Linked DNA regions of Homo sapiens: region 1 is linked to region 2. Evidence: read pairs that join two places in POLR2A ChIA-PET (ENCODE). Cell type or tissue: CD4-positive, alpha-beta T cell. All regions are shown on one strand.

What was found. ChIA-PET counts read pairs that join two places held together with the same protein. Peaks named below come from ENCODE experiments on the same cell type or tissue, not always from the same donor. Only the 100,000 strongest peaks of a DNase experiment are listed, where the experiment ranks them.
Region 1: POLR2A ChIA-PET joins it to region 2 with 5 read pairs; 2 of 35 experiments call an interaction of 5 or more read pairs at or near these places.

The regions. Positions count from the first base shown.
Region 1 is chr17:80,617,930-80,620,429 of GRCh38, forward strand. All of the region lies in intron 1 of RPTOR (regulatory associated protein of MTOR complex 1), which reads left to right. Among named protein-coding and RNA genes, the nearest start is that of RPTOR, 74 kb to the left of the region's middle. RefSeq lists a silencer at 2,027-2,227. In CD4-positive, alpha-beta T cell, no CTCF peak of the experiment used is centred here; no DNase peak of the experiment used is centred here.
Region 2 is chr17:80,701,757-80,704,256 of GRCh38, forward strand. All of the region lies in intron 3 of RPTOR (regulatory associated protein of MTOR complex 1), which reads left to right. Among named protein-coding and RNA genes, the nearest start is that of RPTOR, 160 kb to the left of the region's middle. In CD4-positive, alpha-beta T cell, no CTCF peak of the experiment used is centred here; a DNase peak (open chromatin) is centred at 1,495; H3K27ac peaks cover 292 bases.

The DNA.
Region 1 (2,500 bases), 84 kb before region 2:
TTCAGTATGGAATTCCTTAAGAAGGGAGTTTCTTTAGTTTGCTTAAAATAGTTACAACTTTTTTTTTTTAAGACGGGGTCTTGCTCTGTCACCCAGGGTGGAGTGCAGTGGTGTGATCTCGGCTCACTGTAACCTCCGCCTCCCGGGTTCAAGCAGTTCTCCCACCTCAGCCTCCCGAGTAGCTGGGACCATAAGTGCGTGCCACCACAGCCGGCTAATTTATTTATTTTTATATTTTGTAGAGACAGGGTTTCACCACGTTGGCCAGAGTGATCTCAAACTCCTGACCTCAGGTGATCCGCCAGGCTTGGCCTCCCAAAGTGCTGGGATGACAGGCGTGAGCCACCATGCCTGGCCAAAACAGTTGCAGTTTCTATAATAAACTTTTTTTCCCCCAGAATAAAACTAGCACCTTTAAAGTGAGCTATAACGATTCCTTTTATGAAACTTATTTTGTATGCAGTTCTTATTTTGACTTTCAGAAATCTAAATTTCTCAAGGGTCTGTGATGTTGGAACTAAACTCATACCAAGTCCCTTGTGCAGTTTGCGTGGTGCAGGAAGGGGTGAGCCAAGTGAGGACTGTAGCACTCACGTGTGCGAAGGTCGCCGTGGGCGAGGCCTCCTCATCCCTGAGGCCGAAATTTTCCTCTTCTCGTTTCCTTTTGATCAGGATGTTCTACAGGGGTGGAGGCAGATTTTAAAAGCAGTGATACATAGACAGAATTTGGCCTAAAAAAAGAGTAGTACTTAAATCTAAATGAGGCCTCTGGCTCAAGGTAACGAGCTGAGCTCATAGATTCAAGCACCTCTCCCCTCATTCCCAATTCCCATTGAAATGAACAAAGGAATATAAAAATAGAGAGTCTCCCAAGCTAACACAGTTGCTGCTGGTGATGATGATCTTGTTTTGGACTGCAGGTTTTGGTTGCAGAAATTCAGTTGGATGTGCTTCCTGCGGGTTTGGTGCTCACTTTGTAGCAGTGCTTGGGGATGGAAGTGAGGGGCAAACTGGCTTTTCCTTCTCTTGGACAACTTGGTTACCCGCCTCCCCTTCCCTGCGAGGTATATCTACTCTCTTTGCTATGTGTTCTAGTTTCTGACTCTCTTTATAAATTATGCATTTGTGTAGCTTCGGCTTTGCTCCGAGTTTCTGCTTGATGCTGTGAATCCTAATGAGCGCTCCCGGGAATTGGGTGGCTCTGCCTTCAGACAAACCAGGGGATAGTGAATGTTGTGACCTGTGTGGCCAGCCCCAGTCTTGCTTTGTGTTTATTTTCCACAACTCTCAGTTGTTGATGTTGGGAGGATAAGTGTGAGCCACACTCTCAGTGTGGGGGACAGAAGGCAGTGATTGGGCTGCTGAACATGTTTAATTTCTTCATTCTGCATGGTGACTTAGGTGTCACTGCACGTCAGCCTGTGAATTTATACCCAAGCTTGTTTGTGCCACCTGATCACCTGTATCTTTTTAAATATATATGATTTTATCCAATCAGTTATGAAGGAAGACTCTAGTAAGGAAATCCCTTGTGATTTGCTTTGAATTCTTTGGGAGGTGACAGGCGTTAATAGGTTTTTCACCTGTGAGGTGACATGCTCTGAGCTTACAGGCCTTCGAGTGGAGGTGATCTGGTCTGCAGGCCCTGTGTGCAATTCTGAAACCCAGAAGCTCTGAACGCTGGATTATTTCCACAGCTCATTTGGTGGCAACGCTTGGCCTGAGCTGGGGTGAGACTGGACACTCTTGATTGATTCCATGGAGAGTGGAAATGTTAACGTGGTGAGTGTTGGGTGCTGCTCCAAACCCTCCTGGGTGTGTTAACCCTCCTGGGTGTGTTATGTGAGATGGGGCAGAGGGATCACATTATCCTTTCACCAAGCTGAACACTGTGGAATTTCAAAACCAAGCTGGCACCAAAGGAGCATCAAGAACACTGCCCAGGCTGTTATAATAACATCAGGACCCCACTGCTTGACGGCCCCCAGCCTCTCCCACCTGGAATCCAAAGTGCCGTGGAGATCTTTGAGCCGGGGCACAGGATCCTTAGGCGTGTGCTCCAGCCTTTAGTGGGTGCCTCCAGGATGGCTGGGAAGACCAGTCATGAGTCAGAACTTCAGAATCTGAAAAATCCTTAGCACCTGAGAGGTCATCTGTCTCCACCCCCTCACTTTAAGGATGAGGAAACTGTTCAGGAGGGATTGAAATTTACCGTCATGTCCAAGGCCATGCATTGTTAGTGAGCATTTATAGTTTTATAGTTTCTCAAAATGATACTCTTTTCAAATTCAAAATTAACCTATGGGGATATAACGATGTCATCTTAAATTACATTGCATTGGAGGAAAATGTCTTAAAGTCAAAAAACTTATGTAATATTATGCAGTTTTTGGCACATTAAATTTGATAGCCCTTACATTTTAAACATTCTGTAACTGTTATTAAAAAACATTAATCAAGAGTTTTTGAAACGAGGTTGCCATAGAAATGAAAATACAAT
Region 2 (2,500 bases):
AGTACGACGCCAGTGTCTTTGTTAGAAACTCTACAGATGTCTATGTCCAGCCTGCCCCAGCGGCACAGGGCTACCCCTGGTGGGATTTTGTCAAAGGGGAAGACCCACCAAGTAGAGCCCCTGAGCCCCTCCTCTTCCCAGGTGGCCGTCTCTCCTTGATCCACACCAGCGGCAGTTTGTGCAGCTTCACCAGAGCTTCTAGCGGGACCATGCCGCCACGAGGGCCACTGGGAGCAGAGTCCCTCCCATGCTCAGGGCTCTCCAGGGTCTGAAGTCTGCACTTGTATGAGAAGGAGCTCCAATACCAATAAAAGTCTACGTGGAAAATGCAGAATCTGATTGCAGTAGCATTTCTTAGGCCTTATTAGCATATAAATTTACCAGGTGTCATTTTAGGACAAGAGCCCGTCACTGAGAAGGAAATGAAATTTGGAGCTGCATTTTCCTTCATTAAACCAAGGGCCCATTTTTGTTTTGTTTTGTTTTTTGTTTTGTTTTCTTTTCTTCGGTTATTCATTCTTTTATTATCTTCTGCTGTCACATCCTCCAAAACTCCTGTGCATATATTTTCTTGCACCTTGAGATTTGGCATTTCAGGAAAAATGCCTAGCACAATAGGCTGTAGTTTAGAGACTTGCTTTGTCATTTTATATGTCCAGCAGAAATTGTCGTAACTCCCCCGGATGATCAGATGCTCCCGTGCCTCTCCTGTCTCTCAGACCACACAGCTATTATCCCTGGCATTCTAGTTGTGAGACAAAACCTTAACACAATGTGGTGACATTTAATTTAGTGTTTCTCATTTCAAAGCCCTTAAAAATATTAATTAATTCCCATGAAGCCCCAGGAGGCGTATTATTAATATCTGTGGCGCCTTTCATGCTAGTCCATTAATGTGCCTTCTCTACGCAATAGGTAAGAAAATGAAGCTAAATCCGTTTTTCGCAGCCCCATGGGATAAGACCTTCACAGAGCCAGGGTCAGAAATGATGAATCCTTAATTTTATTGGTGTCCCTGAATAATCTACCCCGTGGCCTTCTGTGTGGCGTGGAAGAACAGCACTCCTGTTCAGGAGCAATCTCAGGAGACAGCGAATGATTTTCCTGTGGAGCTGTGACTTCAGCAATCCTAGTTCGATAGCTGTGTTGAGGAGAGTAGAATTGAGAAAAACTGCCGCAGCAGTAATGTAATAAGTGAGATGGAGCAGGAGGCACTTGACAATTTCACTAGAAAATCTCCCAGCGATCTGTGGGCCCTGCAGTGAACCCAGCCCCTGCAGATCGATGGGCCCGTGCTCCAGGGAGACAGATGTGGAGATCAGCACCGTGGCTTGTTCTTATTTTGGGGTGCCTTATCTTTCCGTGCCTTTGTTCTTCACCACTATGCATGGGGGATTTCTGTAGCCTTAGCAACCAGAAAGCAGGGTGGATCTGTGGAATTAGACTCCGAAATCTCGAGTTTAGTTGACAGCGCTTTTTCCTTCCTTCTGATTGCCTCGCCGTCTGGCAAGCTCTGCATGTGTTCTTTTCTCACCTGTATCTGCAGCCCATGACTCCGGAAGTCTTTCTGACTCTGAAAAACATATCCTGTGTTCACTAAGGGGAAGTGGTTTTAATGTGCATGAAAAGAGGCTGGCAGGCGCTCACCCCACCTGGACCCTAGACCCTGGAGAAGGGGTGGGAAGTTAGCTTCAGTGGACGTTCCTGATAAACGTGAGCTCAGGTGGCTCACTTCCCCTGGCCTGACTGCAGACTTGAGCCAGGAACACCCATTCCGCCTTGTGTGTGAGACCCAGGAGGATCAAGGAGATATCCTTTAGCATCCATTAAAAAAAAAGTTTTTTTTGAGTCCTACCTCTCCATTTTTGCTCTTCCCTACTTGAGCTGTCTTAAAGCATCCCTGGAGGTAGGAAAATGCATAGACCCTCCTTCCCAGGGCCCCAGTACTGCCGGAGGAGCCTCGGTGATGGCTGCACCTCTGCCCTGGGGCCTGGAGCTGGGCTAACGCTTTCTTGGAAAACCTCTAATTGTTTCTACCAAGTTAGCCAGGACACTTTTTAAAAAGCACTTTCATTAAAAATGCATAGGTATTTGTTTTAATTTACATAACGGCCCAGACCAAAATGGGATGTGGCCTGCTGCTTAGACTGGCCATTATCACGCCTCTGATTCAGAGAAAAACCTAAATTTCATGTTTATGCAGGTCTTATAGCTGATGCGTTTGGTTTGAAGGAGCAGGTGAACTAGGTCCTCTCCAGGACTTGGTGCTTTTTTGTTGGGTGTGGAGAGACATGGGCGAGATGGGGCTGTTGCTGCTGCGCTGATTTGAAGCCATCTCTCCAGACTGAACCCGTCCTACGTGTCCGCCATTCTTTCTACCTATCCACCTGAAGACGGAATGTCTAGCTACCTCTACTTCAGACTTATTTTCTAATTTAGAATGTACTTACTTGAGTGGATGTGGTTTTGGAGGGCCTGTAGCCAAGGTCGTGACAGCTGA